Linked DNA regions of Mus musculus: all the other regions are linked to region 2. A link is a loop called in an ENCODE intact Hi-C map of the cell type or tissue named here. Cell type or tissue: left cerebral cortex. All regions are shown on one strand.

Evidence for each region. A loop is a pair of places that touch in the nucleus more often than their neighbours do. Peaks named below come from ENCODE experiments on the same cell type or tissue, not always from the same donor. Only the 100,000 strongest peaks of a DNase experiment are listed, where the experiment ranks them.
Region 1: a loop joins it to region 2, with 2.1 times the contacts of the local background. A loop is called at or near these places in 13 of 42 quality-filtered maps.
Region 3: it touches region 2 in a loop (2.9-fold over the local background); 10 of 42 quality-filtered maps call a loop at or near these places.

Annotation. Positions count from the first base shown.
Region 1 is chr11:5,178,183-5,186,182 of GRCm38, forward strand. No RefSeq gene overlaps it. Among named protein-coding and RNA genes, the nearest start is that of Emid1, 30 kb to the left of the region's middle. In left cerebral cortex, a CTCF peak has its summit at 3,852; a DNase peak (open chromatin) is centred at 3,856.
Region 2 is chr11:5,110,927-5,118,926 of GRCm38, forward strand. Emid1 (EMI domain containing 1) reads right to left here. Exons shown (of 15, transcript NM_080595.3): 13 at 5,954-5,998. It overlaps Gm46266 (a long non-coding RNA gene), which reads left to right and starts at 4,592. Exons shown (of 2, transcript XR_003949635.1): 1 at 4,592-5,713. In left cerebral cortex, a CTCF peak has its summit at 4,185 (motif pointing right); a DNase peak (open chromatin) is centred at 4,175.
Region 3 is chr11:5,257,473-5,265,472 of GRCm38, forward strand. It overlaps Kremen1 (kringle containing transmembrane protein 1), which reads right to left and starts at 4,138. Exons shown (of 9, transcript NM_032396.3): 1 at 3,963-4,138. The coding sequence starts at 4,053. It overlaps Gm46268 (a long non-coding RNA gene), which reads left to right and starts at 3,545. Exons shown (of 4, transcript XR_003949640.1): 1 at 3,545-3,744; 2 at 4,244-4,610; 3 at 6,267-6,353. In left cerebral cortex, a CTCF peak has its summit at 172 (motif pointing left); DNase peaks (open chromatin) are centred at 3,726, 4,312 and 7,089; H3K4me3 peaks cover 2,179 bases; H3K27ac peaks cover 1,030 bases.

The DNA.
Region 1 (8,000 bases), 67 kb after region 2:
CAGAGCCAAATCAGGAGCACAGGACCCTGCAAACGCCATATACCTGGGACGGCCAGCCCTATGAGCTGCAGCCCCAAGTCCTCGCTCCCTAAGAGCTCCCGGTCCATAGGTTTGCATCCCCCCCTGCCCCCACTTCCCAGTTCCCTCTTTTTTTTTTTTTTTTTCTTTTTTATCTAGACAGGGTTTCTCTGTATAGCCCTGGCTGTCCTGGAACTCAGAAATCCGGCTGCCTCTGCCTCCGAGTGCTGGGATTAAAGGCGTGCGCCACCACGCCCCGGCCAGTCCCCTTTTTTTCTTGTAAAGCTAGGTTCCTGCCTGGCTGGTCTCAGGGTTAGCGAGCATCCCTCTGTCCCTTGCTGGGGCACTCACTGTCTGCTACTTTGTGTTGTGGTTGGAACAATGAGAATTTCTTCCCTGGGGAGATGTAAATCCCTTCCTCCCTCCCTCCCTCCTTTCCTTTCCTCCCTCCCTCCCTCTTCTAAGAACGCAATATCAAACTAGAGTTTGGTTTCATCAAGGCTCACACATGACCAGAGCATGAGTGAAGGCTTGCCTACAGGAGTATGTGTGACTCTGTAGCAGCAGACTGGAAAGTTTTCACCCACCATGGATGGTGGCTCCCCCATAGCACAGGTGGAACCCCTTTTCTCACCCCCATCTTTCTAGTCTGGTTCTTTCTAGCAGCCTCTGTGGAGATGACACTGACCATGGAGGCAAAGCCACAGTTAAACTGACAGTTTAGGTCTGCAATGCCTCCCAAAGCCATGTGTGGAAGGCGTGGCTTCCCCGTTTGTTGCTATTGAGAGGTGGTGGTACCTTTAAAGGGTAGGTCCTCTTGGAAGGTCTTTATGTCATTTGGGGTGTGTCCTTGAAGGGGATTTGTTGCAAACCTGACCCCTTTTCTTCTCTTGCTGCCTGGCCAAAAGGTGAGCAGGTTTTTCCTTAACACAAGCTCTCACTGGGATGCACTGCACAGGCCCAGAGCAGAGCAGGGCTGACTGACCACAGGCCAAACTTCCAAATCTCCAAGCCCCACAAAGCCTTGATTCAATGTTTATCCTCAAATATTTGTTACAGAGACAAAAAACTGCCAAACATGGACGCTTAGGAACAAATTCCGCTCTCTGGGCTCAGTCCCAGGTAGAGAGAGAGAGAGAGAGAGAGAGAGAGAGAGAGAGAAGGCTGAGCCTTTGGTGACAGAATTTCATAGTCAGGGTGCATTTGATGACAGCTGGCCTTCTCAGTCCCTGGTTACACCCCAGAGAAGGCCTGACTGTGACTGCTGCCCCTCAGGGTTAAATGAAATCGTATACTTGTCCTGCTTAGCCAGAAACAGTCCCTCAGGTGTTAACAAACCATCAAGGCTGCAAGTCAGCCCTGCACTCTTGTGTTTGCGCCTCGAGGGTTGGTGTGGGAAGCTTTCTGGCGATAGGTCCCTAGAGCCTGATTCAATTTAAAAGACGCTGCCAGCATCCTTCCAGAGAGCATCCCGTGGCCTTGAAGCCTCCCTCAGCAGCTTTCCCGCTTGCTGCAGACCCACTGGTAGATCAAACGTCCCAAATGTGGAGAGTTCATTACTGACTTGGTGCCATCTGCTTGGGAGGACAGGGGAGCTTGCTGGAGCTCTTTTTTCCCCCCTCTCTTTTCTTGTTCTCCTTTCTCTTTCCAAAGACATAAACTTGGACTGCCAGCACATGGGGAGGAAGGATGGGGCTGGAGATGTTTATTTTGTAGTTTTCAAAGAAAAGGACTTTTGGTCTAGTAACTGAACATTCTGCTGGCTTTGGGGACAAGCTTTGTTTGTCTCAGCAGGTGTCTCTGGGGGTGACTTGGGGTGAGGCAGGACAGTGGCATAAGTAATGCAGGACCGCAAAATGGGTCCAGACCAGTAGCTTTGGAACACCTCCAGGTGACTTGTCCAAGCAGGGCACATATTCTCCTTGGTGCTCTGGAAACACACATGGCTGCTTTCTTCTGAATGACGGGGACACTTAGATTGCCCTTGCTTTCTTGTGCCTCCCATCCTTTTTAAAGATCAATGTCATTGTATTTTCAAAATGGCACATGTAGTTCATAAATGCAAACTACTTGAGCCACATATAAACACATCAAATAAAGTGGGAATGCTCCCGTGCTCCTCCTGCCCCTCCATTGGTGCTCCCCAATCCCCTTCCTCCTCATGCCCCTCCAGAGGTGCTCACTGACAGCCTAGCTGGGGCTTTAGTGCCTATACACACACAGTCATGCACGTGTGCACTCTTTAACTTGGGCAGCCTAACAAGGCCTTCTTTAAAGGGGCTGAGGGAGGCTCAGCAGGTAGGAGTAACTGCACTTGCTGAGCACCCTCCCATATTGGATGGCTTACAACCACCTCTAAGTCCACCTCCAGAAGATACATACACTTACATGCACATACCTGCCACCCCAGCACCCCACCACACACACACACACACACACACACACACACACACACAATAATAAATAAGACAATGGTGCTGGAGAGATGACGAATCAGTTGAGAGAGCACTGGCTGCACTCATAGAGGATTCAGGTCCTAGTACCCGCATGGTGGCTCACAACCACCTGTACCACCAGTTTCCAGGGACCTGACACCCTCTTCTGGCTGTGTGCATGCATTCAGTGTACAAAAACGCACAAAGTCTCTCTCTCTCACACACACACAAATATAAATGTTTTTAAGAGACAAAACTGAAGAAATATGGAAGACATAAGACTGTTATGTAATGTGATTTCTTCCTGTAGAGGTCCTGATACCTGTGTCAGCAACACAGATGAGGCATGGACGATCATGCTCTTGCTGATGGGCTGAGCTCTCTGATGGGCAGCAAGAGTGCTCTTCAAAACCTGCTCTGGCTCCAAGCCTCATTCTAAATGAACCCTTTCCTGTCCTCGCCTCTGTAACCACAACTCCCCACTGTGCCTTCTTCAGTGTAAGGAACTGGACTTCAGAAACCATGAAGGAAAGACTCTTCCCCCCTTGTTTCTGTTGGCTATTTGTTACAGAGACACGAACTGATAAACCCGTGGGCAGTGTGAGGGGACGGTGATAAGTCTTATAGTGTAACAGGTCCCAGACTGTAACACAGCTGACTCCATGATGGAAGTGCCATTCTGGCTGGAAGACTCAGCATGCAGACAGCACCACCTGCCAACACCAAAACAAAGACCTGATCCAGCTGGGCAGTGATGGCGCATGCTTTACTCTCAGCACTCAGGAGGCAGAGTCAGGCTGAGCTCTGTGAGTGTGTGAGTTCAAAGCCAGCCTGGTCTACAGAGTGAGTTCCAGGACAGCCAGGGCTATATACAGAGAGACGCTTTCTCAAGAAACAAACAAACAAACAAACAAACAAAACCCAAACATAAACAAAGATCAAATCCATCAAAGCCCTTAGTTCTGGGAAGGTCTCTAACAGTACTAACCTTATTTTATGGCTTCTGAAGTTCCACGTATGGCTAACTGTTCTTGTTAACTGAAGTATGTCAACCCAGGTCATGGTTGTTTGCTTGTTTGTTTGTTTTTGTGCATAAAAGCTCAGCTGAGAAAAGCTCCAGATTACACTGGGATCCCAAACACCCAGTGTAGTCGCAGGCTGGCTTTCTTTTGACTTAGAGACCAGAGCAGTCTTCTCGGGCGAATACACCACAACAATAAGGTCAGAGCAACGGAAAATGACCTCCAAGTGTGAGAGGTTCTGTCATCCTGAGAAGGAGAAGGGCAAAGTCAATGTCCAGGCTTAGGACCTGGAGGCCAAGACTTCAACGGAGGATGCAGGTTACCTGGAAGCTCGAGTCGAGCTTTCATTTCCGCACAATCTCAGATCTCACCACAGGGAGGCGCTGGTGAGCAAGGCTGCAGAGGCGAGGGCTTCTGCAGGGTGGAGGCTGCCAGCGCCTTGCAGGTCTTGAGCATGGCTGCCAGCTGGGCCAGGTGCTTCACCCCGTCTGTTTGCCCACCTGGGGCCTTGAAGGAGATGAAGGTCATTCAAGTTTTTCTGTGGTTGGGCCCTTAATTAAGTGGTTCTCAACCTGTGGGTCGAGACCCCTTTGGCAAACCGTCCAGCTCCAAAAATATTTACACTAAGATTCATCACAGTAACAGCAGCTATGAAGTAGTAATGAAAACAATTTTACGGTTGGGGAGTCACCACAACATGGGAAACTGTATTAAAGGGTCGCAGCACTGGGAAGGTTGGGAACCACTGCCTTAACTGAAGCAAATGATAATGCAATTCTCTGAAGGAACAGGAGCAGCAAGGTAGATTAAGCCCTGAGATGGCAGGCAGGAGACACTCCGTGGGGCTGTGGGCCTGAGGGTTTGGCTCAACTGGGAAAGTGCTTGTTGAGCAAGCATAAAGACCCGAGTTCCAGATCCACACCCATGTAAGAAAGCCAGACACCTGCTCACACCAGCAGCCCAGGCCTGAGGAGGCAGAGGCAGGAAGGCCTGGCTTGCTGGCCAGCCCCGGGTGCAGTGGAGAGGGCCACCGAGATGGCTCAGCAGGTAAAGGAGATTGCTGCCAATCGGACAACTTGAATTCTAACTCTAGGAACCACCTTGTGAAATAGAAAACCAACACATGCAAGTTGTCCTCTGATTGTCTCTCACACACACACACACACACACACACACACACACACACAGCATGGCATTCCTGCCCAACACACACACACACACACACACACACACACACAGCATGGCATTCCTGCCCAACACACACACACACACACACACACACACACAGCATGTATTGAATGCACTGAGGGGAAAGCAGTCACTGACAGGAACCAGGTCAGTTCTTTTCTCAGAAGCACACTGCCCTTATGGACGTGTTGTTGGCTTGTCATCTTGTCATCCGATACAAGGCCAGCCCCCTCCCTTCCCCTGCCCCAGAACAAGATCACCTAAAGTCCCATGAAGTCTGGTTTGTGACTCAGCTCTTATTTGCAGAATAGGGACTGATGGCTGGGCATGGAGGCACAAATCTGTAATCCCAGAACTCAGGAGATGGAAATAGGAGAGAATCAGGTTCAAGGCCAACCTCGACTACATCGCAAGTTCAAAGCCAGTCTCATCTGGATGAGATCCCTTTTTTAAAAAAATAAAAAAATCAATCAAACCACAAGAATAGGGACTATGGGCCATGTATCCATTACGACAACAGGTCCCCTCCTGTCTTCGATCCTTAGTTACTGCTAAAATCTATCTGTATTAAGAATACAGAGGCCAGGGCTGGAGAGATGGCTCAGCAGTTAGAAAGGAGCAAGGGCTGTTCTTCCTAGATGACCCAGGTTCAATTCCCAGCACCCGGAGGGGAAACCAGTACATTACATGAACTGTCTATAAAATTCCAGTTCTTCACACAGACATGCACGCAGGCAAGACACCAGTGCACATGAAACTTTTAAAAGACTGGGTGTGTTGGTGCACACCTTTGATCCCAGCACTTAGGAGGGAGACAGAAACAGGCAAATCTTTGAGTTCAAGGCCAGCCTGGTCTAGAGAGTGAGTTCCAGGACAACCAGACCACACAGAGAAACCCTGTCTCAAACAAACAAACAAACAAACAAACAAACAAACAAAATCAGAAAAAGAAAAAGCACAGGTATTGCCTGCAGCGGCCAAGTTAAATATGAGGTATTCCATTGACTAACAGGGCGTAATCTGGGATTGAACTCACGTCTTTTCTCAGCCTCCCAAATGTAGGGATTTCTGGTGCACCACATGAGGCTGTGCTCAACCAATTTACCACATGGGCAGTGGCGTGGGGGTGGGAGGCGCTCAGGGGCTGGAAGAGAAGGTCACTTGACTGGAGTCTGGGAACCAGCGGTAGCAGCAGACCCTCGAGTCTAGGTCCGCAGTCATGTGTCTCTGGTAGGAAATCCCTGGTTTCCCTGGCAGAAGAAGGTGATTTGGCTAATGTTACACGCACAAGGTGTGACATCAAGCCCATGTCCTGCACTCTTCAGCTCTGCTTTGTCCCCAGTCATAGACTCAGACTAGGAGAGTTTCTGGGAGGGAGAGTCCCAGCCTTAGCAAATAACCAAAAATGGAGAGGGCCCTGTGGTTAATCCCGCCGTGCCTCACCCACTAACAGACTAACAGACTGGAGGGGTCTCTGCGTGGGAAGGAAATGATTTTAACCCAGGGCTTGGCTGGGAGGCTCTGGGGGCGGAGTCCAACTCACGGGTATTAGAAGAGGGAAACAAAGAATTGCTGAGGATGGCAAACTGGTTATAATTAAAAGAACCTGGGTTCTGGAAAACAGTGTGGGGCGGCCAGCTGTCCTGGGTCTGGGTTCCTGCTTGGAGCTGGGGGTGGGGCGGGAACAGACAACCCCAAGAGCCAGCTGCCCTAGCTGCTGGGCAGACCCCTGAGGAGAGACCGAGGCAGAGCAGACTGTGGGAGGAGAGCCTCTCTCCTTAGGGCTCTCTCGGGCCAGGATGCACAGGAAGGCACGAGTGCGTGTGTGCGTGCGTGTGTGTGTGTGTGTGTGTGCGTGCGTGCGTGCGTGTGTGTGTGTGTGTGTGCGCGCGCGTGTGTGTGTGTGTGTGTGTGTGTGTGTGTGTGTGTGCGCGTGTGTGTGTGTGTGTGTGTGTGTGTGTTGGGGGTGGGGGGGTCCCCTCAGCTCCCCGCTCTATTGCTCCTTCCCATTTCCCACAACCCAGACTCAGCCATGCTGTCTCTCAGGAAACCAAGCAGGCTGGAGGATGGGTCAGGCCTGATTCTAGTGCTTCATGGATGAGATATTTAAACTCTCAGAGCCATGTTTCTCCCATCTGAGTGGGGACAGAAACAAGACCTAATCCGTGCAGTTGCCGCAGGGATTAAGTAGTGAACAGCAGGGTTGCGAGCAAGCAAAGGCCTGTGGGTGTGGGCAGGCGCCTGCTATTGCATGGCTCCTGGGTGGAGGACTCTCACATGTGCTTCACTATTGGGGGGCAAAAGTCAACACAGTAGCTTATGATATCATCTAAGTTTTGGAAAATTGAAGTTTCTTTTTGAAAATGTTCTGTGCGCACGCGTGCGCACACACGCACACACACACACACACACATACACACACACACACACACACACACACACGCGCGCGAGCGCGCACACACTCGTATGCACATGCATGTGGAGGCCAGAGGACAAGTTTTGGGAGTTCATGGGTTCTGCATATTGACATTAGGTGCCAGGCTTGCGTGGCAAGCACTTTTACCCGCTTGTCATCTTGCTGGTGGAAATTTTGGTGGCCATCTTATTATTACATTTAAAATGTTATTACACTTACGGGGGCGGGGTGCACGGGCACACCATGGAACTTATGTCTGTGTGGGTAGAGGACAGCCTGTGGGGACTGCTGCTCCCTTTTTCCCATGTGGCTCCCAGGACTGTCAGGTGTGGGACAAGCGCTTTTACTCGCTGAGGTGCTTGTCTTTCATTACAACATCCAGGAGGCAGAGGCAGGCCGATGCCTGTGAGTTCGAGGCCAGCCTTGTCTACAGAGTGAGTTCGAGGACAGCCAGGGCTACACAGAGAAACCCTGTCTCCCCAAACAAGCACACTCCTGAACACCGGCCACCGGGTGGGCTCAGTAGGTGAGTGCAGAAAGTGAGCGACATTCTGCGTGACTAGGTGTTGCTGACATCCACGTGGCCATGCCAAGGACCCCAGTGCCTTAGCTCCATGGAGTAGAAGGCCTTCTGCGGCAAGAAGGCTCACAGGGACCCAAAGCCTTCCTCAGGTCAAGGGTGAATGTTGACAATATGCACAGAAAATGTCTACGTAGCATTCTCTGCCCGGCTGCTTACAGCCTGCAGCCAGCTCCCCTACAGAGCCTGCTCCTACAGAGATGAACTAAATCTGCCTCCTCATTCAGTTGTACATCATAAACCCTGCCTCCTTATTTAGTTCTGTGTAATAATTCCACTTCTTGATCAGCTGTATATAATAACCTCACCTCCTGTTCAGCTGTGTATATCCCTGCCTCCTG
Region 2 (8,000 bases):
GGGGACAGGATGGGGACAAGGCAGGAGGAAGCAACCCCTGGACACCATTTCAGAAAGTGCCATTTACACCCAGCTGTATGCAAATTGTGCCACTCTGCCAGTCACCCCTCTGCTTTCTCCAAAGAAGCCATATTGTTTTCAAGGCCCCATGGCATCAGCTCAACCTCTCAGCCCATCCTTACACAGTGTAAGGATCTCTTTGCACAGTGCCTGTGACATCCCTGGGTTGTCTGTGCTCTAGGTGCACCGCCCCCCCCATCTCTGCATTTTAAATTCTTTACATCTTTCTCTATCTCTTGATCCATATTCTTCAAGTTGACTTTCTGTTATAATCAATCCTATCAGCCTCACCCTAACTCTATCAGTGAAACTAAGCTAGTTGTTGGTGATTCTGTTCATGCTAAAATGAGTATTAAATGAAAAGCAAAATGTTTCAATGGCACTATTGCTTAAAATAAGGCAGATCTAAGGCTGGAGCCCAGCACCCTCCTTCAAGAAACCATTCACCTCTGTGCCAAGACCACGGCAGTTCCACACTCTGACCCACCATGGAGAGCACCCTCAGCCCCGCCCCTCTCAGCAGCAGCTGAAGGCACTAGTGGATTCCCAGGGTTGTGGTGGTGGGTTCACCAAGCTCCTTCTTTAAGGCCTCCCAGGCCTAGGGCTCTCCACTGTCCCCAAACAGAGGTTCATTTAGAGACCTCTCTTGGACCTCCTCCCAGTTTGTCCTTTCCTTCCCCAACACAAGGTCCATGGTGTTGCCCAACACATGTCCCCTCCCTAAACAACTTCCAGAATGTGGGTATACTTTCCAACAGACACCAGGGTGTTTGCAACAACTATCCCACACCTGACAGCATCTAGAAGTCTGTTGGCTTTTAGTGTAGGGCGAGTGAAGGGATGCATACACACATCTGTGTGTGTGTGTGTGTGTGTGTGTGTGTGTGTGTATGCACATGCCTCTCCACTCTATTTTGCTTTCTATCTTACTTTTTAAGACAAGGTCTTAAGGTGCACCCAACATGTACAGTTCCAGCTAGCCTGGCTGCCTACCGAGCTTCACCTGTCTCTAGTCCTCCATGCTAGGGTTGCAGGCATATGTGCCATGCCTGACTTCTGTGTAGGTGCTAGGGCTCAGACCTCAGGGCCTCTTGTTTGTACAGGGAGTGCTCTTTCCCACTGTGCCATCTCCCCCACCTCCGTGTGTGTGTGTGTGTGTGTGTGTGTGTGTGTTTGTGTGTGTGTGTTTGTGTGTATGGATTTGTGCACACATGGACCTGGAGGCTAGAAGTTGACAGATGATGCTTTTCTCCACCTTATTTATCGAGGCACAGTCCCTCAATTGAATCCAGAGTTTGTTCTGGTAGTTCTGTTTCTGCCCACCCAGCATTTATGTGGCTCTTGGAATCTGAACTCTGCCCCTCACTTCTGCTATCTCTCCATCTCCTCCCCCTTTTTTTAGCCCCAACCTCACGACAGTGCTGCCTCAGACTCCCATGTGCTGGAATTGAGACCCTTGGCTCACCGTCCAACATCTGAAGCAGTGGCTCTCCACAAGAACATCTAAGCAACCGAGAGGCCTCCCAACGTATCCACTGTGAGTGTGTTCATCTCCCGGGGCCATTCCTTGTGCTTCAGCTGTTCTATTAATATCATAAGTAAAGATGGAGCTATTCTTGGTCCACTGAACTGCCATTTCAGCCTGGGGTACGGGGTTCACTAGAGGTCACATGCTAAAGTAATCCCTCTTCAGGTGTCATAGGAGCAGGTTGTGAAAATGGATGATCCCAGGACTGGAAATGTGGCTCAGTGGGAAGAGCACCTGGTCAGTGAAAACGGGGAGCCTGAATTCGGAGCTTCAGAATTCATGTAAAAGCCACCCAAGCTCATTGGTGGCGCACACCTTTAATCCCAGCACTTGGGAGGCAGAGGCAGGCAGATTATGGTTTTGAGGCCAGCCTGGTCTACAGAGAGAGTTTTCAGACACTCAGGGCTACATAGAGACACTCTTGAAAAACAAACACACACACACACACACACACACACACACACACACAAACAATCAAAAACTACCTGATGCCAGTAACCCCAGCACTGGGCAGGCATAGAGAAAGGCGGTTTGCTAGCTGCTAGCCTAGCTGGAAAGTGTGAACTCTCAGATTCAATCACAAGGGAATAGGGTAGAGAATGCTACACATGCACACACACAACCACACACATGTATACACACAGGCATAACAGAGAGAAGGGGAGGGAGGGGAGGGGAGAGGAGGGGAGGGGAGGGGAGGGGAGGGGAGGGGAGGGGAGGGGAGGGGAGAGATAGTTTACGGACTGGAGAAATGGCTGAAAGCATTTGCTGCACTTCCAAAGGGCCCAAGTTAGGGTCCCAGTACCCACTTTGGACAGCTCACAGCCACCTGTAACTCCTGGTCTCTTTAGGTACCAACACACATGTGATAGACACTTTTACACACATGCACGCAAATAAAAATAAATCTTAAAACACTTTAAAAGGTCAGTCTTTAAAACCACTGGGAAGCCATTTCCAGCATGGATGATGGACCAGCGAGGGCAATCAAAGGGCATCTGGTCCCAGCAAGTGCTGCTCAGAGTGTTTAGCATGCTCTCCTTGGGAAGAAGCAGGGGGGACAGATCTAGGACATTCACAAACCACCAGTGAGGGGGCAGGAAGAACACTCTAGGCTAAGACACCAGATGTGCGACACACTGCAATGTAGGACCCTTGCTCAGATCTTGGCTAAGATTTTTGTTTATTCTTATGTGTATAAATATTGCACCTGTGCTTGCATGTATATTTGTGCACCATGTGTGAGCAATGCCCACTGAGGCCAGAAGTGCTCTTGGGACTAGACTTACAGATCACTGTGGGCTGGCTGCCACGTGACTAATAGGAACCAAGTTCAGGCTCTCAGCGAGCATCCTAACCGCTGCGCTGTCTCTTTGATTGTGTCTCCTGGGTATCGTGGTAGAGCTAGAGCCTCCCACAGGCCAGCAGCGTCTCAGCCTCTGAGGTTTATCTCTAGCTCCTCACTTTTAATGTGAGAATATTATACATTCCCAGTATATTCTCTGATGAGATCTCACTAACTTGTCCAGGCTGACCTTGAACCTGTAATCTTTCTGTCTCAGCCTCCTGAGCAGCTGGGGATACAGGTTTACACAACAGCCCTGGGTCTGCCTCTTTACTTCCCTTCATAGCCAAGGCAGTACCCAAGGTTCCCTGACTCCACTGACCACTGTCAGCCTTGCTGCCGGTCCGTGCTCACACTTAAAGGCTCCTGGCCTTTGATCAGGATGCCCACAGCCTTCCAGAGTCCTTTTCTGTCTCCAATTCACTCTCCAAATTGGTGTTCAGAAACATACTTTGCGAACAAAACCCTGACCATACCATTCCTCACATTCTTTAATTTTTAAAAAATAATTCTTAATTTTTTTGAGATCTTTCAGTATCTCACTATGAAGCCCAGGTTTGCTTTGAACTTGGAGCAATCCTTCCGCCTCAGGCATCTGAATGCTGGCATTCCGGGTCTAAGCCACCATTCCTGTTTCCCAGTTTAGCAGTACTTAAATGATACTTCAGGTCCACCAATATTAGAATTCCTTAATGAGGACCCCTAGATTCTGAGAGCCTCTATCCTCTCTCACTTCTTGCCTGCCAAGCGGCCACTCCAAGCACTTGCTACTCCGAACATGTCCCAGGCCCCTGCTACCCTCACTTCTGTCTGAATACCCCATGACTGGTTAGGTCCCTTTCATCAGCAACACACTATTGGCACAGACACCCCGACCACACCTAAGTTCCTTTTGTCCTGTGGCTGCTGACCATGGTGTTTTACCCGATGGTGACTCCTCCTGGGGCCTGTGTCTGCAGAGTGCCTCTCTGCACTGCCAAGCCCTGAGCCTGGCATACAGAGCGATGCTTAGGGAACGGTAATGGATTCTCTAGCTCCTCTGGGAATTTAGATGTCTTAGTATGTTTCACTTTGGGTCTCATTTTTGGTGCCACCAGTTTGCTCCTCAGAGCTGGTCCTCGTGTTCCCTGTCTAAATAAGGAATGAAGGCTTGCTTCCCTCCTAACTAGGTAGAGTAACTCAGGCCAGTCACTCAGCTCCTGCAGTACACGACTATGACCACCTGGTGACACTGCTGGGCTACAGCTAAACTTGGCAAGCGGCTCTGAAAGCTGCGCTACCTCTAGGGGGCGCTGGTAGGTGACGTGTCTCAGCAGGATGTTCCCACCGTAACAGGATCCCTACCTACCTCTCACAAAGCTGGTCCCTCAGCCCGGAAGCCGCATGCATCTGCTGCCCAGCAAACCTTCTCCCAGGCAGCAAGCAGGGGTAGAAGTGCAGGTGATGAAAGGAAGAAGGTGGACAGGTAGGGGTCCTGCTACCTCTTGGGGGTCCCTCCCATAGCTAGTCCTGGGTTCAAGGTCTGACCTGGGGCAGGCCAAGGCTCCCCATGCAGGGATAGGAGCTGTGTAGCCTGGCTCTGTAGTGACCTGGGTTTCCCCATACCTTCTGGGATGGGTGAACAACCTGTTTTCTCATCGCGGGTCTCTGGGAGAGTGAGGGGCCTAGAGGAGGCAGAGAGCTGCTCACAAGAGTGTCGATCATAGCCGAGGCCACACTGACACTGTCAGAGGCCAGGGACCACAGGGAGTGGGCAGGTGAGGATGGAGGGTCGGGAAGCAAGCATCTGGGAGAGGTAGCAGGGCCCCAAGAAGTCAAGGGGTACACAGAGGTGGACTCGTGCAGGGTGAGGACGACCACGGCTGTATCCATCACTGACTCCAGGACCACAAACAGGCAAGACAAGGTTGGAAGCTAATGCTGGCCACACCCTCACCAGTGGTGCTCAGGAAGGGAGGAGGGAAGCCATGATGCCAGCTTTTAAAGAGAACCCAGGCTGGCTGTCTTAGAAGGATGCTTACACCCACCTGCCCGCCTGCCAAATGCTTTCCATGTTACAATGGTTTCCAAGAGCGGGCACCTGAGACTTCAGGGCATGGTATGTTCTAGGCTTCCTTCTCTGTCTTTAGGTAGGGTAGATTCCTAGGCCCCAACTCCATTTGTTAGTTACTTCTATTGATCTTGAAGGTTCCCAGTGAGGTCCTTGAAACCTTGAGATTTCTGAGTATGTGGTTTCTAGGTCCCCCTTCCATTTACTCAGTGTCTGCTCTGCATGTGACAGTTTCTAAGCCTCCCTTTCCACTGTACATTCATACTGCTTCCTTTGTATGGCAGTGTCTAGATCACTTTATCTCGGTTTCTCGGTTCTCTTTGCATATGACAGTTTCTAGGCTTCCCTAGTGGACCCTTGAAGTATGTGGTGGTACCTATTATAGATCTTTTGGGTAGAGCAGAGTGAGGTCTCTTGGCCTCATTAACCATGTCAAACATACACACGATGGTTTCAAGGTTTCCCTTCCCAAGCTTCCTGGATTCTCGGTGTGTCTGTTGATCTCTAGGTCCCCAGTCCTTTGTCCCATGGATCCCTTGTGCATCCCCTTTTTGTCCCATGACTTGCCTAAGGTCCCTTTCTGTTTTAGGTAGATGCTTTCTTCACATTTCCCTTCCTTCTGTGGTCAATAGGACAAAGCCAAAACCTTTGACAGGAGGGACCGTGGAAGTGGAGAAGCAGTCTGGCTGGGTCACCTAAACTACCCAACAGCCTGGTGAGGCTACAGAGGGTAAGTGGGTGAAGACAGAGGCAGAGACAGAGACAGGGAGAGCATGGGTGGGGTCTGCTGGAGGGGAGTGTTGGGAGGGTGTGGGAGCAGGGCTTTTATAAGTACGTGAGTAGGACACCCTTGATCCCAGGGTCTACTGGTCAAAGAATTCTTTACAGAGAACCCAGGGCAGAGGAGGGCAGGGGAGGCAGGGGAGGGCAGGAGGATGCAGGGGGAGGCAGGTGCAGGGCTGCAGCTTACCCAGTGGCTCTTCTCACCAGGGTCTCCTTTGGGGCCAGGTTCTCCCTGAAAGAAGTCAGAGACAGAAGTAAGGAAGGGAAGGGAAGGGGAGGGGAGGGGAGGGGAGGGAAGGGAAGGGAAGGGAAGGGAAGGGAAGGGAAGGGAAGGGAAGGGAAGGGAAGGGAAGGGAAGGGAAGGGGCAGGGCAGAGAGCAGGAGGTAGAGGAGGGGGCCAGTATTAGGGAGAAAGACTAACAGAAACCTGGGTGTAGAGCAATTGTCTTGAACACTGGGTTCAGTCCGTGAGGGAGGGCAGAGCAACAAGGAACCCAGGACAACAGTTGGTAGGACTGAGCACAGATTTCAAGAACTTCTTATCACATAGCACAGAGAGCTTGGAAATACCCAGTGCTTTCTCGTGAAATTGCAGAAAGCCAGGCCTTAACAGAAAGAACACAGGCCAGGGTTATGGAGTTTTCCTAGGTCCAAGAACAAAACCAAAATGGACTTTCTGTAATAAAGGTAAATTTCCGAAAGAATGGGGTGACCCATCTGTAATGTAGCTGTCTTGGGGCCCTCAGCACTCCTCAAGAAAATAACAGAATGGAGCTCTTCAGACTGCACCCCTCCCATCCAATAAAGCATTTCAGAAAAAGCTGTATGAAGAAAACAAGATACAAGATGAGCACGTAAGAGAAAGATCAGTCAACAGAAACGCTCATAGCTAACGTGGTGTTGTAAGTAGGAGACAAGGAATTTAAACATCCATGTCGGGGCTGGAGAGATGGCTCAGTGCTTAAGAGCACTGGATGCTCCCACAGGGAACCCAAGTTCAATTCTCAGCACCCACATGGAAGACCACAACCATCTGTAACTCCAGTTTCAGGGAATCTGACACCCTCTTCCGACCTCTGCAGGCAGCAAGCAGGCTTGCATGTGGTGCACAGACATACATGCAGGCAAAACACTCATATGCATAAAAAGAAGCTGTAAAAAATTAATAAAATATCTATGACAGATATTCTGGACCATGAGATGGTTCAGCAAACCTGGCCAAGTGGGTCCCGGAACCCACAGTGGGAGGAGAGAGCTGAACTGTGCCCTGTCTTTCACACATGCTCCCATCACTAAATACACAATAACAGTAAATAAAATAAAAAAACCTAAACATTTCCTAAAGATTAAAAAGCTGTTTTTTAAAGACTATGAGCACATGAGTGTAGACTCCAATAGAGGCCCCAGAGCTGGGGTTGCAGGTGGCTGTGAGCCATCTAAAATGGGTACTGGAAACTGAACTCAAGTCCTCAGAGGGAGCAGTTATGCACTTAACCACTGAGCCATTTCTTCAGCTCCCTAAAAGAATGTTTTAAAAGAATCAGTGGGGGAGGGGGAGGTTAGAGAGATGGCTCAGTGGTTAAGAGCACTGCCTGCTCTTCCAGAGGTCCTGAGTTCAGTTCCCAGCAACCACATGGTGGCTCACAGCCATCTGTGATGGGATCCGACGCCCTCTTCTGGCATGCAAGCACACATGAATTACAGAACACTGTATATATAACACAATAAAGAAATCTTTAAAACCAGAATGATTCAGGCTAGACCGTCTAGTGATGCATGCCTGTAACCCAAGCTTTGGGGAGGCCAAGGCACATGGGTTGCCTGTTATGAATTCAAGGCCAGCCTAAGTTAGCTAGATAAGAATTCCAGGTCTATCTAAGCAATACAGTGAGATCCTGTCTCAAGAAACAAACAAACAAAACAAAGAATCACCTGGGATTGATATGCTATGAGACAAAGTGGAGAATGGTAGGGGACATGGAAATTGTTTTTTAAAAACCAAATGGAAACCGGGTGTAGTGGCGCATGCCTTTAATCCCAGCTTTTGGGAGGCAGAGGCAGGCGGATTTCTGAGTTCGAGGCCAGCCTGGTCTATAAAGTGAGTTCCAGGACAGCCAGGGCTACACAGAGAAACCCTGTCTCGAAAAAAACAAAAACAAACAAACAAACAAAAAATCAAATAGAATTCCTAAAAATAGAATTTCCTTAGGCACAGGGCCCAGTGAGATGGTTCA
Region 3 (8,000 bases), 150 kb after region 2:
TTAATTTAAAAAAAAGAAAAGAAAAATCCGCCATGCTAAGCACATTGTTGTTTTATAGACATTTAACAGGACAGCCTATGCATGGAAGTAAAAACTAATGACTTAGTAAAAACTAATAGTGACAGAAATTCTTTTCTTCAGTGGTTGTCTTCCCAGTTTTCAGGGCTGGTGCCACCTGCTGCCCGGGCTTTCCTCTGTAAAACAGAAGAGCTCTCAACAGTTTGTTTCAAGTAACATCTGCAGGCTGAGAGAGCAAGCTGTGGGACAGCTCCAAGGTGGGAACTATTTCCTTAAGTAGCGCACGGAACCGCGCTGAATCTCTATTAATGAACCAAATGCAAGTAGACAAGCTTTTCCTGGTCAGCTGTATCTTTTTAGAAATCATGGTGAAGCTAGGTGTGGTGGTGCACGCCTTTAATCCCAGCACCCGGGAGGCAGAGGCAGGCAGATTTCTGAGTTCGAGGCCAGCCTAGTCTACAGAGTGAGTTCCAGGACAGCCAGGGCTACACAGAGAAACCCTGTCTCGAAAAAACAAAACAAAACAAACAAACAAAAAACAACAACAACAACAACAAAAAGAAATCATGGTGAAACACAATATTTACATGCTTTCTCCTCACCTATTGGTTCCACTGCACAGGCAGGCTGCTGGCCTCAAACTGTTCTCTCATCTCAGCTTTCCAAATAGCTGGAGCACAACTGTATCATCACTGTGCCTGACTCTCACAAGTATCAAAGGTTAATTCACAGTAAATGGTAAAAGGTCTGTTCATTGAGTAAAATCAACCTGCTGTGTTGCTTTCCAGATCAGTAACCGCTTAAAAGTCGGTTCACATGACCTAGAGCAAGGTTAGATAAGTGAGCCGCTGAGCCAATCACGACCCAGAAACCAAGTTCAGACTGGGTTCTTAATTATAAAAAATTAAAAAGGACAAGATACCGTGACGTGTAAAAATGACAGAAAGCTTTAAATTTCAATGTCCAAAGAGTTGTATTAAAATACAACAGCCATTGGGAGGCAGAAGCAGGCAGATCTCTTTGAATCTGAGGCCAGCCTGGTCTATGTAGTGAATAACAACAGTGGTAGACAGTGAGACTCTGTCTTGGAAAAAATACCCAAAACCTAAACCGTTAAACAAAACCAGCAACGCCTATCCATTTTGTCTATGACTACTTTCGCCTCCACAGCCGGAGGCGAGAACCTGCACCTGCTGCAGTCTACGGGCCACAAAGCCTAAAGCATTTACTGTTCTGCCTTGGTCTAGAGCAGTGGTTCGCCTTCTCAATCTGTGGGTCTCCGACCCCTTTGGGGGTCAAATAACCCTTTCCCAGGGGTTACTTACGGCCATCAGAAAATGCAGATGTTTACATTATGATTCATAACAGTAGCAAAATTACGGTTGTTAAGGAGCAATGAAATAATTTTATGGGGGGGTGGGTTGTCACCACACCATGAGGAACTTTATTGAATTGTCGGAGCATGAGCAAGGTTGAAAACCGCTGGTCTACAGCCTCAGGTAGAGTTCCAGGCTCCAAAATTCAAAACTAGGGGCCATCAAGATGACTCTGATGTTAGAGGTGTTTGTATTAAGCTTGAAGATCTTTTAATCTCAGGGACTGACAAGGTAGATAGGGAGAATTGATTACCAAAAACACTCTGATCTCCACACTCACCCCATTAAGTACTCATCGCCATACTTCCCCAATAAATAAATCCTTTAAAACTTTAGATTCTAAACTAAAGCTGGTACACTGCTTACTACCAAAACCTCCCAATATGGAGATGATGAAGCTGTAGCTTTGTTTTAATCATTTTGCTTTTGGTCCACCTATTCTAAACTCTAAGTGTACTGACAGCTATATTGAGCACACCAATTTGGTCAGTACGGAGCCTAAACGCAATACTTTTTTGCTTTGAGATTTATAAAGGGAAAGTCCCAGTGATCAGGAGGCAGAGGCAGGCAGATCTCTGTGAGTTCGAGGCCAGCCTGGTCTAAAAAAGGTGGGGGGAAAGGAGGACTCACTTCATCTTAAACACTTAAATTATCCATCTATGGGGCTAAGAGAATTACTATAGAGTATGCAGGCCTTACAGGTGACCAAACTCAGGTTTTATAACAACACATATTACTGACTAATAGGACAAATTCCAGATGAGACGTTGAGGAGGATGGTGAGAGGCAAGAAAAGGCTACCACTAACCTCTGTCGCCTTTCTTATCAGTTGTGATAGAAGAGAACGCATGACAAAAGAGCAGAGAGACTGGAGATCATTTGGGGTTGACTACACACTATAATTAGAATAACATTGAAGGGGAATGAGCTAACTGTTTTTATAAAGTCAGCATTCAAAAATGCAAACCACCAGTAATTTAAATATTACAAAGTTGTGCAGAATATAAGTATTGGAATAATTTTTTCCATCCACAAAATTTTAGAGAAAATTACAGTATCACAAAATATGAAATGGTAAGTTTGGCATATTCTCAGTGTACAGCTTTTTTTTTTTTTTTTTTTAATTGGAAAGGATTTAACAAACTAGTCGCTAGGTTCTTGACAGGATATGATGCTGAAAACCATGTGGTTTGTTTCTGAAACTGCTTCTGGAACCAGAGGGGAAACATCACAAAGGCACTGATGTTGCAGAATGCTGAGGAACCCCGCTGAGGAGAGTTTGAGGGACCTAGTAAACTGTTTCACAACAGCCATAAATTTGTCCTTACCCAGGACTCCTAAATAAAAGCATACCAACTTTACCCAAGAGCTGTTGCATCTGACCTAGCAAAGCGTCGGTGCCTAACAGATGCTACCTCCCTGCAAGTGTGGGCAGAATAGGCTCACAGTGCCCTTTCCAGGAAGGAGCGCCAGTCCACTCCCACCCGTACCTCTCTCTCCATAGAGGACATTAAATCCTGAACACAAAGATGACAAAGTGGAAGGAGTTACTAGGTTACAGTTATGTTGACACGTCCTGGCTCTCGGAACGTCCCTCCCTCCCTCCCTGTTCACATACTACAAACAGTAGAAAAGAGCACATTATAGAAGTCCCATAGAAGGCAGCAATCACCTAGAAACCACTTCTACTGAGTCTCAGGTTTGGTGTGTTGGGAACTCCTCATTCTGCCGTCCCAAAACCCAGCTTTGCCTTTTGCCGGGATTCATCCTGAAAGAAATTCAGTATTCGCTGGGTAAACCAGGTGTCTAGTCCTTAGTGAACTGGGAAACACTATAATAAGTATTATTAAATCGTTTAATGACTACACATGGTGGAACACTCTAAGCAAGTTGCCTACAGTGTATCATTTAATGTTCACCAACACTGCTCATGGGAGTGAGTTACCCCCCCCCACTTTCAGATCAAGTAACAGAGGTTCAAGCAGCTTTGCCTCAAAATCACACAGAAAATAAATCTCAGCCTTTCCCCTAAATCCAAGCTGTCAAGAAAACAAAGCAACTCTGAGTTTTCTTTTACTAGTAAAACCCTGCCTTCGCAACATCACAATCCGCAACTTAGGGTGGAGACCCCAGTGGCAGGTTCACCAATGTCCTATGCTCATCAGCTCTCAACAACCTGCAAAGAAACCGAACTGGGCCAGACAACACCCTCATGCTTGTCCTTCCACTGGGAAAGGATTCCGAGGCAAGGAAGGGCGTGTGGGAACTAAGCTGCCATCCCAGCTTCCATCCTGGCCGAGAGCACCACCTCGGGCGGACGCCGCGGTGGACTCAGAGTAGTCTGCACTCGGTACGGGCGACTTTAGCCGTCACGCACCCCCTTCTCTTCCGTAAGTCGGAAGCAGAGTTCGGCAAAGTTAGAAGCCGGCACTCGGGGCAGAGTCCTGGTAACGCGGGACAGGCGCGTCCACGCCGCGTGCTGGGACAGAAGCCCGAACATCGGGTTCTCCGGGGTCCACGCGCGAGAGAGGGCGAGGGGGTTCGGGGGGGGGCCGGGGTCTCACTCACCGGGGCCGGAGCGGGGACCGGGCGCGGGCCGGGCCGCCAGAGTGAGCGCAGCGGCGGAGAGCAGCGCGAGACGGGCGGCGGGCGGCGCCATGGGCCGTCAGTGCGGGACCCCCGGGCGCGGCCCGGGGCAGAGGGGGCAGCACCGGGAGCCGGGGGCGGCCATGGGAGCAGGACGGAGCTCAGCGTCGCCCCGCCCTCGCCGCCCGGCCCGCCCCGGTCCGCCCCGGCCCGCCCCGGTCCGCCCCGGCCCGCCCTCCTCAGCGCCGCCCCGTCCTCCTCAGCACCGCCCGGATTGCCTGACGCCTGCTAGGATTCCGAGCCGGGCGGCCTGCGCATGCGCGGCCTGCCACTCACGCGCGGGAGCCCGCCCCCGCCCCACCTGGCTCCGCCCCCACAGCAGGCGCGGTGAGGCCACCCGAGGTGTGGAGTCTACAGGTGAGGGCGGGACGGGTCCTGCCTCTGAGTCCCCACGCTGAGGTTTGTCGGCGCTGACACCGGCCGAGCGCCGTGACCCCTGTTTCACCCTTACCTAGGTCGTGACTCACGCGCGAGTTCCACCACTGCGGTAGTAACCAGAACAAACCTCTTGCTCTTGCTAGGCTCGTGGTAGCGGCTAGCCAAAGCGTGTTCTGGAGTCCTCCAGTCCCGGTTCGTATCCCACTTGGTTACTCGTAAGATCTGTATAAATGTATACAGGTTTAAAGAAAACGGGGCTCCCTTCTGCTCAGTGGTATGTCGATACCGTCTGCTCCACAAAGCGGTTGTACAAAGTGAGATAATGCACGGAAACCTCGCACGCACAGTGGGGGCTCAGTAAATGTGGAGTTCTTTCTCCTTGTGGAGTCCTGCAGCTACCAAAGGGACAGCATACTGAGCCTTGTGCAGAATCCTATCATATCCGTGTCAACTAGCGCAACTTATTCTTTTAAAAATATGTATTTACAGCGGTGCAGTGGTGGCGCACGCCTTTAATCCCAGTACTCGGGAGGCAGAGGCAGATAGGTCTTGGTGTTGGAGACTAGTCTGATCTATAAAGCGAGTTCCAGAACAGCCAGGGCTATAAAACAGAAACAAAGAAAAAAATATATGTATGTATAAATGCATATGTACATACATATATGTTTTTTATTGTATGTGTATGGGTGCATGTGTAACACCAGAGGACCATTTGTGGGAGTCGGTTCTCCTTGCACTGTCGGTTCTGGGAACTCAGGTCCTCAACCTTGGTGGCAATTGTCTTTACCGATGAGCCATCACACCAGTTTTAAATTATTATTATTATTATTTTGAGTCTTGGAACTATGTAGATCAGGCTGTCCTCGCACTCACAGAGGTCTTCCTGCCTACGCCTCCCAAGTGCTAGAATAAAGGTGTGTGTCCCCACTCCCAGTTAAATTATTTTTAATTAGTATAAAATGGGTGATACACTATATATTTGCATATATATGTATCTGTGTGTATATATATATATCTCACCAATGTATTTTGCTCAACCATCAGCAAAATAGGAACCATAAAAGACCTCAAGGTCCAAAGATACGGAAGCAACAAAAGTGCCCAACTCGATGGGGCAAGCGCTGTGTCTCTTCATTAGGGGAGACTTGGGGTTCTGTGGCTTAAATTCTCGGTCTCCGCGAGGCAGCCCCCCACCCCCCAGGATCTCGAGCCTCCTTACTCCTCCTCACACCCCCAGGCAGCGGGGATTTTCCGATTGCTCTTGCTTAAAACGCCACGGCGACGCCCGGCAGGACAGGTCCGGGCTGTGCACCGAGAGCTTTCAAGTCCTTGGTCCGGGGCTGGCAAGTACAGGCCTGCACCAGGCTTGGCGGTGGCAGGAACATCTGCCCTCCTGTTCCTACTCGCTGTGCCCGGAGCAGGGCTGGGCGATCCTGGCCCCGTGGGATACCCTGGCCTACCTGGGGTACACCCACCCCTGCGCCCTGTGCCCCTCGCCCTCTCACTGGGCAGGTGTTCTCCCCAGCCTTCCCACACTCAGGAGGCAGCTCCCAGAGCTGGGCCCCAAGGGCGTAGATACCTCCCACGAGGCGCCTGCCTTTCTGTCCCTCTCCACCCACACGACCCAGAGCTGTGGCAAGAAGAATCTTGTTCAATCGTTTGCTTTCCCTGTTGTTCCTGAATTCAAGAACCCTAGGTGTTTCTGAGTGGACGCCCCCACCGCCCAGTGGACACACCCTTCACTTACTAGTGAGAACTCAGCCTCCAGGTTCCACACGTGGGACTGTTGTGTATATATATATATATTTTTTTTTCTTTTCTTTTCTTTTTTCTTCCTTTTTAACTGAGGGCCTAACATGACCCATGGACATCGGACATTACGGAGCAGAGAGCTTCGGCCCACAGCTGCAACAAGGAAAGAGCAATACGATTATGGTTAAGTCTGTGGTAACAATAAAGGGGCTACCCCAGGGGCCTGTGATATGGGGAGACACCACCGAAGCCAGTGCTCCACAAGGCTGCTTCACTGAGGTTGTTTTTAAGGGCCATAGGGCTTTTTGGTGATGCGCCTGCTTTTAAGTCACTCAGCTTCTGTCGTGAGACTGGATAAATTCGTTGGTTACAAAGCTGGGTTCGGGAGGAGTCTTCCTTGTCTGCTGTCGGAGCTAAATTTAGGGTGAATGGGTGTTTGTTCATACCTCCTCAGGCAAGGCAACCCAACACCAGCCTGTTTGCTCCTCCAGGAAGCCCTGTGACCTCTACCCTACACTCTTGGCTCTCCCCTCAAATGCAGCATTACCTTCAAAGACAATTTAAACCAACAGCGAACATTGGTGCAGACACTAGGTAGGGTGAGCCTTGCCCCACTCCACGAATAGTCAGACATGGATGGGGATATAGCTCAGTTAGAGTGTTTACTTAGCATGCACAAAGGCCTGCTCTCGACACCAAAGAAACAAGGTGGGTGCCTGTCATCTCCAGATTGGGAGGTAGAGGCAGGAGAATCAAGAGAGTTCAAGGTCACCCTCAACTACTCAAGTGCAAAGCCAGCCTAGATGGATTTTGTGGCACTGTCTCAAAACAAAGACAGACAGGAACATGGGCAGTGCTGAGGACAGCTCAGATGTGTGTGAGTGTGTGTGTGGGTGGGTGAGTGTGTGTGTGTGTGTGTGTGTGTGTGTAGGGTATTTCAGACACCCAGGATACTACAGAGACACCAATAAGATGTACTCTCTGTGCCTGTGTGGCCAGCGCTCTAGTGAGTCCCACCTCCAACCCTAGCACTAGAGTTGTTGTGGAACCCTGGGAGAGAAACTTGCCTAGGGTAAGTGAGTCCTTGGGTTCCATCCAAAACACAGCAACAATCAGTCAGGACGCTGGAGAGAAGCAAAACCAATCCCCTGCACTTTAACCAACCTACAGTTTAATAGACTTTTTGTTTTGTTTTTCTTTTCTTTTTCTTTCTTTCTTTCTTTTTTTTTTTTTTTTCAAGACAGGGTTTCTCTGGGTAGCCCTGGCTGTCTTGGAACTCAGAAAACCGCCTGCCTCTGCCTCCCGAGTGCTGGGACTAAAGGCGTGCACCACCACGCCCGGCTTATTTTGTTTTTCAAGACAGGATTTCTCTGTGTATCCCTGATGATCCTGGAACTTGCTCTGGCCTCCAACCCAAAGATCTGCTTGCCTCTTCGTCCTGAGTGCTGGTATTAAAGGTGTGTACCACCACACCACCACACCTGGCTACTAGATTCTTTCTATATCTCCTTTGGGTGTCAGAGGAGAAAATAGGAAGGGGGCACACAGGAGATCAAAAAAAAAAATTTCTTTTGGCCAACTCAGGGCATCCAGGCTTCCTGATAATAGCTTGAGATGATGGTGCCTCCTCCCTTATATAGAAAGTTGCCCCTGCAGATCTGGTATCAGCCTCTACTGTTCATCAAACTCTCCACCCTTAGTGCAATCAGAATAAGCTCTTCAGTTTGTATGACTGCATAGGAAATGAAAATACAGGGTCCTAGCAGGGCATAGTGGCATATACCTTTAGTCCCAGAACTCAGGAAGCAGGTGGATATCTGTGAGTCTGAG